Linked DNA regions of Homo sapiens: region 1 is linked to region 2. A link is a loop called in an ENCODE intact Hi-C map of the cell type or tissue named here. Cell type or tissue: ascending aorta. All regions are shown on one strand. Each heading gives the region's core, and the rest is flanking DNA. Links, peaks and the distances in the headings are about the cores only. Region 1 overlaps BMNCR (bone marrow associated non-coding RNA). Region 2 has its middle 7.5 kb from the start of PRELP.

What was found. Peaks named below come from ENCODE experiments on the same cell type or tissue, not always from the same donor. Only the 100,000 strongest peaks of a DNase experiment are listed, where the experiment ranks them.
Region 1: it touches region 2 in a loop (6-fold over the local background); 3 of 110 quality-filtered maps call a loop at or near these places.

What each region holds. Positions count from the first base shown.
Region 1 is chr1:203,399,834-203,405,209 of GRCh38, reverse strand. It overlaps BMNCR (bone marrow associated non-coding RNA), which reads left to right. Exons shown (of 3, transcript XR_001738390.3): 3 at 1-477. It overlaps LOC102723529 (a long non-coding RNA gene), which reads right to left. Exons shown (of 7, transcript XR_922438.3): 7 at 5,118-5,376. It also overlaps the pseudogene LARP7P1. Among named protein-coding and RNA genes, the nearest start is that of BMNCR, 5.1 kb to the left of the region's middle. In ascending aorta, for the core only: no CTCF peak of the experiment used is centred there; no DNase peak of the experiment used is centred there; H3K27ac peaks cover 3,829 bases.
Region 2 is chr1:203,465,582-203,470,957 of GRCh38, reverse strand. No RefSeq gene overlaps it. Among named protein-coding and RNA genes, the nearest start is that of PRELP, 7.5 kb to the left of the region's middle. In ascending aorta, for the core only: no CTCF peak of the experiment used is centred there; DNase peaks (open chromatin) are centred at 3,147, 3,557, 3,827 and 4,797; H3K27ac peaks cover 4,317 bases.

The DNA of each region.
Region 1 (5,376 bases), core at 109-5,108, 66 kb after region 2:
CTCACCAAGGCTGTGTCTGCTTAGGAAATGGAGAATGGTCCCCAAACCACAGCAGCAAAAATGAGTGGAAGGGTTGAGCATTATTTCCAGCCTTGGTTGCTCTGGTGATTGGTGCCTGGGAGGGGCAGGACCTCCATCCAACAGACTGTACCAGCAGAGTCGTAAGAGGTAGGACTTTGGAGATTCAGCCGTATGTTCTATGGGTGGACTGAAGGCTGAAGGAGGAAGAGGTAGAAGTGCATTGCTACCGACCTACTCCATCCCACGTGCAGACTCCCTCGACCCCCAACCCCAGGCTGTCACCTGCTCCTATATTCATTTTCTCTGAGGTTGGAGGAAAGAGAAAGGAGACAGCAATGGCCAGACTTCCCTGGGGTTCCCAAACTGGTTAGTGTGCTCTGCTCAAGTGCTGGCTCCCCGCCCCTCTCTATGCACACACTCAGCCCATGTTCACTGATTCCCATCCTACCCTCCAGTCATTTGCCTAACTGACTTTTTTTTTTCCAGGAAACCTCAGAGATGCATTGGACTTGGTCAGCAGACTTGAGTTCTATGCCCATGCCAGTCACTGACTGGCCATGACCTGAGTTGGACAAATCATGCCCACTCTAGACTTAAGTTGTTCCTTATATGGAAAAGGAAAGGAGTGCTTTGTCAGTGGTTCCCAGATACCAATTTATAAAGATTTCACTAGTCTGTGGCAAAATAATATAACAATGGCTATGAATTACTGGGTATTTCCTTTGTGTGAAGTGGTTTTCATATATTAACTCATTTAATCTCATAACCACCTGGAAAAGTATGTATTCTTATTAACACCTTCACATGATAGATGATAAAACCAAGGCTCAGAGAGGTTAAGTAACTTACCTGAAGGTCTTCATATGGTAAGTGGTAGAGCCTGGATTTGAACTCAGGTATCCTGGTCCCAGAGTCCACGTACTAAATCACTACATTACAGCTACCCATGTGATAAGGAAAAAGTAAGGAGGAGGATGATGATGTGCATGCATATTGATACACACAGACATATAATACAGTATATTTGTGTACTGTTAGTGTAAGTTTAATACTGACTTTCTGGGGAAGGACAGGGATATATATCCTTTATGTTAAGAGTGAGAGAATAAGTCTTCCATATTTTTTACATTAAAAGGTACTTTTCTGAAATGATGACAGAAGGTGAGTATTTTATTTGCTCAACTGGCAAAATAAAACTTATCGACAACCAGTTACTTTTTACAGTATTTTACTTCCAACTTGTAATAGACCATGAAATTAAGTCTGGGAGCCCTGAGGCTACAGGGTCTTCGAAGTCCTTTCTGGCTTAAATAATGTAAGGCCTTCAACCTCCAGGTGAGGTGACTTAAGTCACACATTCTTGGAGACGTCCTCCCAGATATCAGGCACACCATCTGGGCCCCCTGGTCAGCCTAGCAGACGAAGAGCCATCACCCTGAGGGAACCTGTTTTGGTAACATGCCTGTTTAACACTGCAAGTATTTTGACCCATAAAGAAACTTTCCTGTCCCGCCATGGCCCCAGCTTTAGCTACACCCCGTCTGTACTTGTCTACCTCTTGGGATAAGTACCATATAGAGAGAGAATCTTAAATTACTCATTAGTTGGTAGAGATATTTTACTTGAAAGCAGATCCCAAACATAACCTCCTCCTGCCCAATCCTAAATCTCAGGCACCAAAGAAGACCAAGCTCTATCCTGAGTGCTACAAATGAGAAAACCAAAGGCAAAATTATGAACTATCTTGAGGATGTCTGTTCAAAGCAATTGTCCTCTACCTTATATGGATTCTGTCGGATCCTGGAGCAGATTAGAAACAGAACAGGTAGCACTGGGGGCAGTCCATTAGTGCTCTCTTTAAAACCAAGGTGGCAAACTCTTGTTTTGAAACTAACATAGAACAAGCAATTTGAGAGAAGGGAAATTGGTGTAGCCCAATGTTGTTATTTTTTTCTTATTAACAGTCTCAAAGTCCCTAGTGAAGGAGGGGAACATCCAAACAGTTAGCAGCCAGGGACATTCTTAGGAAGGACAGCGGAAGCCACAGCACTGCTTCTGCTGTGGGGTCTACATGCCTAAAACTGAGCAAAGAATTCGACTTGGTGGGCTGGACTCTGCCTCAAAAGTGAATGAAAACAAAACAAGACTTCAAGTTAGCATTTGTGGAAAGGGGAAAAAAACCATTGTCTGCCTTTCTGTCTCACGAACACAGAAACAAAACACTAATGAAGGCTCCCAATCTGGCAGAAATCTAAGGAATTAGAGGAAAAGGAACAAAAATAAACAAAAGGACACCAGACTTCAAGTTTCTCAAGCCAGATGTGACCCTGGAAACTGGTGTGATGAGGAAGAAAAACAGCTGTTGACTCAGTCATGTGATGATTCAATGATACAATTATTTCATCATCAAAAGAGGCTTTGATAACTTCGCCATTAGCAGTAAGAGTAAAAATAGAAAAAGAGGAAGGAGGAGCTCGATTTCAGCACTAATCTGATTCATTCGCTTTAAAAGACCTAGGCTTGAGGCCTGAACTGGTTATGGAATCTAGCTATTAAAAATGGTTCTATCTGGTGACAGAATTTTAAGAAATGCTGAAGTTGGCAAAGTGGATTGCTCTATTTAGCAAAATATTTTCAGCTATGGTGGTCCATTAAAACACCAAGAAAAAGAACAAAAGAACAAAAGAAACAAAAATCTACTGGATAGAGTTTGTATGAAATCCACAATCCTGCAGTTTGCAGGAGCGGGAATACACTTGCAAATCAATGTTGGAAATTTGCATTTTTCTGAGCTTTTAGTGGAATGGAGTGTTGGGGAGGGACTTTCTGCTTTTTATGGGTGGATCCAGTGAAATGATTGCTGGTCCTGATTAGAGGCCCATGGTTTCAATAATCTAGCATTCTCCCAACTGTGTCTTTAGCCTCTCCTTCTTTCTCTTCGGCCTACAAACAGGCTACAGAAAGTGCTGCCTGGGCTACACGCTTAGATGATCCCATCCTAAATACAACTTTCCATTGACTGGGGTCCCTTTCTAGCTATGGCTCTAGCAATCAGCTCTTCTTCCCAGACAAGTTGTTTGGGAGAGAAGTCCACACGCTAACCTGTTAGAACCGCCACATAAAATACATGATGCCCACTTGAACTTTAATTTCAGATAAATGACAAATAATTATTTCAGTTTATGTATGTCCCATGCAATATTTGGGACATACTTATTATACTAAAAATTTATTCATTGTTTATCTGAAATTCAAATGTCAGATAAATTGAAATTTAAGTGAACATCCTGTATTTTTATTTGCTAAATCTGACAATCTGACTCCTAGTATCCCTTCTTCACTTTCTATTTGTTGCTCAGCCCATGGAAACCTGGTTTTTGCCTCCACCTTTCATTGATACTGCTCTCCCCAGGCTCCCCAAGGACCTCTTACTGATCAAATTCACGAGGCACGTTTCCACCCTCCATGGCAGGGGCCTCTCTGGAGGACTCTGCAGGCACCGCTGGCGTCTCCGCTGTCCTGGTGAAGCTGTCTTCCCTTTTGGCTTCCATGATGCATTACACTGCTTGTTTTCTCCACCTTTCTCTGACTGCTCCTTCCCTGTTTCCTTCACGAGCTGCGCTTGTTAAGTCACCTCTTACATGTTCAATGCTACCCAGGGCACTGCCCTTTGGCCTTCCGCACTCTCTATACACAGAGCTGGATTTGCTGCTATATTTATCTCCCCACTCAGCCCCACTGGCCTCAGCTGCCCTGAGCAGCTCTGGCCTCCTCATCCATCATGCTGGGCACCAGAGGATGTCTTGCAGAGAAACCTTTCTGCCCTGGGCCTCCAAGGAGGGCTCAGCTATCAGAGAAGAGGGTCATTTTTAAAAGGGTCAGAGCACAGGACCCTCCAAGATTGATGGGCTATGAATTATGGATGTCGCAACTGTCAGTCCCAGTGCTCCAGAGCCAGAGAGGGTGTCCCTGCCTTCCGTCCCTGAGTTGGCCTCTTCTCTCCAGCATCCCCGTAGCATGTGCTCACTAAATGTGTTCCTGTATTGCTTTTTTACGTTTGTTGTCTTTTTGATGATCTTTATTTCTATGCACACACATACACGCTCAAGCACATCCCATCTGGCTGGGAGCTCTCTGAACCCTCCTCCATCACACTGTGCCCTGCTAGAGGGCAAGGACTGAAATGCCCCAGGGGAAGTGTTTGATACACAGGTGTGACTATAACAAAACAAAACACAACAAACACACACACACAACGATTTTTACCCTTTTTTTTTTTTTGAGACCAAGTCTTGCTCTCTCACCCAGGCTGGAGTGCAGTGGTGTGATCTCAGCTCACCGCAACCTCTGCCTCCCAGGTTCAAGTGATTCTCCTGCCTCAGCCTCCTGAGTAGCTGGGACTACAGGTGTGCGCCACCTCGCCCAGCTAACTTTTGTATTTTAGTAGAGATGGGGTTTCACCATGTTTCCCAGGCTGGTCTCAAACTTCTGACCTCAAGTGATCACCCACCTCGGCCTCCCAAAGTGCTGGGATTACAGGTGTGAGCCACCATGCCTGGTTGATTTTTACCCATTTTTAAAGTTGTAAGTGCTTTTGTATGCAATACTTTGGAGCAATCTCAGGAGTTGTTTATGTTGATTTGCTAGAAAGAGATACAGAATGCCAGGCTAGATTCAAAACTCCTGAGGATCTCAAGCAATAATAAGTGCACTTACAGAAATTAAAAAGAAATACCGCTGGAAACTCAAGGGCTTTTCTGGTGATCACAAAGATACTGGCAGATTTTTGTTGATAGGTAGGCCAAACTTAATCAGCTAGGGAAAAGAAAGAGGTACTAAAAGTTAATCACCAAAGCCAAAAAGATTAAACTTGTAAAGACTCAACAAGCAAGTAAACACATTAAATTTTCTGAATATGACTGAAAACAAATTATAGTTAACCTCTTAATACTTCACTGGGTATTTGAGCTGTTCTTAGGGATCCACTTTTATTTTGGTAGTACTGTATAATAAATGTTTCCCTAAAACCTACAGTTAATTTAAAAAATATCTTTGTTCCTCAACTTGTAATGACATAAGTACGTTGCATACCACAATTTTTCATTGAACATTTTATTTGTTGAAATTATCTTATATAAGTCAACTTCAGGTGATTTAGAAAATAAATGTGTTTCGAACATTTTTTAAAAATCAATAGCTTTTTTGTTTGTTTGTTTGTTTTTTGAGACAGAGTCTTACTCTGTCGTCCAGGCTGGAGTGCAGTGGTGCAATCTCAGCTCACTGGAACCTCCGCTTCTCGGGTTCATGCAATTCTCTTGTCTCAGCCTCCCAAATAGCTGAGATTACAGGCATGCA
Region 2 (5,376 bases), core at 294-5,293:
CCACGCCTGGCTAATTTTTTGTATTTTTTAGTAGAGACGGGGTTTCACCATGTTAGCCAGGATGGAGACCTCCTCATTTTTAAGGTAGGCAGTGCTGGAGTTGGAGTCTCACAAACTTGGTTGCAGGCCTGGCTCTGCCTCCTCTCCATGCTAACGGGGCGGCCTTGGGCTACGCAGCCCTTCCTGAGCCTCAGTTTTCTCCTTTTATGTCTCAGGTATTCAAGGCAGTCCATCAGCTCAGTAGTGACAGAAACACAACTTTATCCTATCATTTCACTTCTCTAATTTCTGGATCCAAGTGCTCATTTCACCAGGATCGTGAAATACTCCATCTCAGTCCTTGGTACCCGTGGGGGGCCACCCAGCAGCTTGAGGCAGGTTTATGCAGTGGCAGCTCCAACGGGGATGGAGGGTGTCTGTGGGGAGGGGACGTACATGGCTCCTGGCTGATGCTGCTGTGGGGCACACCCTCCATCCCACCAGGCCCCTTCTGGCCGAGCAGCCCTCTGACATTTCCTAGGCTACATGTAGGGGACAAGAACTTTCTGCAGGAACTTTCCTCTCTGGAAACATGCTGGCTGCCTGGCACTCTGCCAGGGGCAGGCTCCCCGATTCCCTCTCTCAGGGCTCTCATTCTCCTCCAGCTCAACTCCTTTTACATGCACATTAAAGCCAGGGGCCCTTTTATTTTCTGGGGAAAGAAGTTTCCATGTTCCCCTTTCTTCTGGCCAAGACACTGTGTCTATGCCCAGAAGCCCCCAAGAACCTAGGCTTATGGAAAATGAAGCCAAAGGCACATGCGGGCGGCTTCTGCTTCCTGCCTCCCCACAGATCTGATCTGCTTGTTTCGATGAGAGGAAGGGACAGGGCAAAGGCAGCGGAGGAAGAAATAAAACTTATCTGTCGACCACACAGTGAGCACAGCCGGACTGGAGAACCCCTAAATCCCTCTGTGCAAATTGTCCGTGATCCTGTTGAGGGGTTGTCAGCTTGTGGACCATCTGAGCAGTCCTACAGAGAGTCCTACAGAGAGAGGGCTGTTGACACCTGGTGGGAAAGAGGGTGCTGATACACGAATGCTATAGACATGGCTTTTAGGCCTAAGTGCAAAGGCTACACCGTCAGCTGGTGTTAGCAGACAGCACTAGCCTGGGGCTGCTCAGTAAGCACTGCTCTGGGCTTCCCTAGGTCTCCCAGAAGCCAGGCTCGAGTGAGTGGTGATGGCATTTTGCCTTCCAAGGTGAGGTCCTCCTAGGTTCTGGGATCTCCCAATCACATCATCCTGAAACCCAGCCTAATTTAATTTTATGTTGTAAAAGTCACAAGTCACAGCAAGTCACAAGCACCTGGATCGAATATCCAGGTTCCAGGTATCATCCTGAGCAAGCTTCCAAATGCCATCCTGCTCCACGTAATAGACTATTGGGTAATGACACTGCCTCATACAGGCACAGTCCCACTGCATCCTGCGACGATGGCCAGTCTGTGGACATGTGTGGTCAGTTATGCCACATATTACAAGGTCTAGGAGGGCAGGAGCAAGGCAGCCCTGCCAGGGACCCCCACACATGACCTTGGGGGTCCCCACATCCATTTGTGCACCAAGCAACGTCTCTAAATTGAATAACAGTAACAATAATAAAGCCTCTTGAGAATTATTATAGGCAAAGCACCCTTCTTAGCCCACCCTTCTTAGCTCAATGAGGCAGGGACTTCTATAATACTCATTTAACAGGTGAGAGACTGAGGCACAGACAGTTTACATTCCAAAGGTCACAAATCTAGTAATGGCAGAGATAAGATTTGAACCCAGGTCGTCTTCCTATGATGTTCTTGTTTGTGTGTATGTATACTGTTGTGATGAATAAAATGCAGATTATTTAAAATCATCTTTAAATTCATGTAGCTTTGTGTCATTATGTATTCATACAAGTCCAACTATCATCACATACTTCTTTTTTAAGTTGAAAAGAAATCTTTGCACTTAAAACTGTTAAGAACCACTGATCTAGGTTTCAGTTACTCCTTCTTAAAAGACAGAGTTGCTTTCAACTGTTCCCTTCACCCTGCTCCCCACGCCCTGGACTCTCCAAGTCCAGTCAGTTCTATTTCCTCGATGGCCTGACAGCTGGCCCCCTCTCTCCTGTCATGGCACTGTTTTCTTCTAGACCCTGGCCCACTGCTACGGTGTCCTGATGGGTCTCCCTGCCCTCCACCCTCCACCTGACTCTTCCTCAGGTCACCTTGCATGGTTCCCTGTCCCCATGACCATTGTTCTTGGCCCACAGCACATGTTAGATTCACCTAAGTGTTCCTGAAAGTGCCTGAGGCCCCAGCCCTAGAGATGCTGGTTCAAATACATGTGCGTTTTCCAGGCTGTCATCAAGAATGATTCTGATCTGTGCCCTTTGCTGATAATTAGACCTGTAGAATGCAGTCCAAGCTCCATGGTCTGTCTCCTGCTTACCTTTCCAGCCCTGTTTCTCAAAGTCTAGACTCCAAGCATGTGACTGTCTCACAGCAGCCAGAGTACTCCAAGAGATTTCACCTCTGCATGCCTTTGCCCACTGCTCCTTCCATGTAGAAAGCCCTTCTTCACTTATACCTGTAATCCCAGCACTTTGGGAGGCCGAGGCGGGTGGATCACGAGGTCAGGAGTTTGAGACCAGCGTGATCAACATAGTGAAACCCTGTCTCTACTAAAAATACAAAAATTAGCAGGGTGTGGTGGCATGTGCCTGTAGTCCCAGCTATTCGGGAGGCTGAGACGGGAGAATGGCTTGAACCCGGGAGGTGGAGGTTGCAGTGAGCTGAGACCACACCATTGCACTCCAGCCTGGGTGACACAGTAAGACTCCATCTCAAAAAAAAAAAAAAAAAAGAAAGAAAGAAATAAAGAAAAAAGAAAAAAAGAAAGCCCTTCACCCCCCCAGGTGTTACATCTTCTAGGATGCTCTCCCGACAGCACTCTCCTCTTTGACCCCTGGTCTCTCCGTTTGCTGCAGCAGTCCCCCAGTGGATGGCCCTCCCAGGAACCGTGCCACTTCCTCGCCCTTCTCTGCTCTCCTGTCTGCCTTATCCACAAGCTCCCATGGGCCTGTGCCAAACCGGATTCCTACTTGGAGTCCCAAGACCTACATGGTTCTAACACAGAGTAGGCGCTCAGGATCCTGCACTCTGGCCCCAGCAGGAATCGGGCAGTGAGCCGAGAAGCGCTAGAACACTTTCTCCTCTTAGCGTGTTTGTCTGAATAATTGCAAAATCCTCCTGTTTTTATTTTTTTCCTGAAGGCTTCTCATCTTCTAATCTGTTTTCCATGACCGAACAAGTGTGTTATTTCCTCAAACACAAACCTGATCATGTAATTCCCTTGCTTAAAATTTTGCAATGTCTCTCAGGTATTTATAGAATAAAATTCAAATGCCTTGGCATGACATTTGAGACCCTGCAGCCTGACCTGACTTTCTTGCCATTCTCATTTCCTTTCATAGTTCCTGTGGAACCAGAGAACCAGACTCATGGGATCCTGGTTCCCTGCGTTTTTTGTTTTGTTTTGTTTGTGAGACAGAGTCTCGTTCTGTCGCCAAGGCTGGATTGCAATGGCATGATCTTGGCTCACTGCAACCTCCACCTCCCAGGTTCAAGCGATTCTCGTGCCTCAACCTCCCAAGTAGCTGGGATTATAGGTGCGCACCACCATGCCTGGCTATTTTTTGTATTTTTAGTAGAGATGGGGTTACGCCATGTTGGCCAGGCTGGTCTCAAACTCCTGAACTCAGATGATCCACCCGCCTCGGCCTTCCTAAGTGCTGGGATTACAGGCATGAGTCACCGCACCCGGCTGGTTCCCTGAGTTTTTATGCCTCTATGCCTTTGCCCAGTCTGAGTTCAGCTGTCCTTCTTTCTCCTGTTCTCCATTTGGGGGAATTCCTATTCATCCTGCAAGGCCCAAATCAAATGTTACCTCCTGTGTGAGGCTCTCCTCGGTTCCCACGGGCAGAGTGAGCTCACTCTTGACTGTGCCTCCCTGGGCCACAGCTCTGCACAGCACTGTTACTTCTTGTTTCCACGTCTGCCTACTGTGTGATTGAAGGGTCTCCAAGGCAGAAACCCAGCTCCTGGCAAATAATTAAATAATAATGGTCAGGATAGCTAGCCCTTACAGAGTACTTACTATGTGCCATGCATGTGCTTTACAGGGCATTGGCTCATTTAATCCTCATAACAGCCTCAGGAGTAGGAGCTATTATTACCATCCCCACTTTACAGATGAGGAAGCTAAAGCAGAGTGTTATCATACAGTCAGTAAGTGTTAAGGTATTACAGTAAGGGTTGAAGCTGGGATTTGAACCCAGGCAGCCTGACTCTGGGATTCACGCTGTCTATGCGGTCCTGATAAATGCCCTTAGAATGAATGGTAATCTGCAGGCTCTGAGCTAGTGAGTGTGTGTTTATGTGTGTGTTAACAAGACATGATATGACTCTGTCCCTGCCCACATAAGCTCTGGTGTCAAACTGGGTTGGAAAGGTGTTCTCCTGAGGCCTGGTACAGACTGTGGCTTTCAATGAAATAACAGAATTGTCATCTCTTCCAGCAGGTGCTACCCACCCTCGCCCACTCCCCTCATTTCTCCCACAAGCTTCGGCCTCCTTTCTTTGTTATTTCTCCTTTATTTTGTTCTGCTTGGCCAGTCTGGAAAAATGACTGGTTGGCCTGCAGCTCGGGGAGTGGTGCTTGGTCTTCCTCTTGGCCTCTCCAGGCCCCTCCTTCTAACCCCCCGTGCACAGCCCTAGCCTTGTTCAGAGCCAAATCACAGGGTTCAGGGGCTGGGCCACGTGTCTGCCCACCCCGCTGCCTTCTGAGCCTGTGAGCCTCCCGACTCCTGCCCCACCACAAGCAAATGACCCAGCCAGAGGCAAAGACCAATACCAAGAACATGCTCAGTCCATGTACTCCCTCCCCAGCCTCCCAGGCTTGGAACTGCTACTGCAGGATGTCACCAGCCATGTTCCCTACCTGTCTACTGCCTGAGCCCTCCTAGGCTGGCATTCTTCCCTGGCAGGCAGCCCACCTGAGCAGACCCCTCTGTTCCTATGCTTACTCTGCCTTCCACTCGCACACACTCACTTATGGATTTTCCCTGAACCCCTACGCCCACGCTTTACAAAGCCTGGCTCTGCCTTTCTGTGGAATATGCCTCAGGCAGAGGGGCTGTGTATCCCTGGTCAGCCTGGCATTTCCCAAGAGTGCCAAGAGAAGGGAGTCTCCCAGCTGATGGTGTGGGAAAGTGGGGCCACGCTTGGCTTTATCCTTGTTCTCCCTCCCAGGTCGGTGCCCAGAGAGGGTAGCAGGGGCCTGGGGACTAGTCAAAGTGC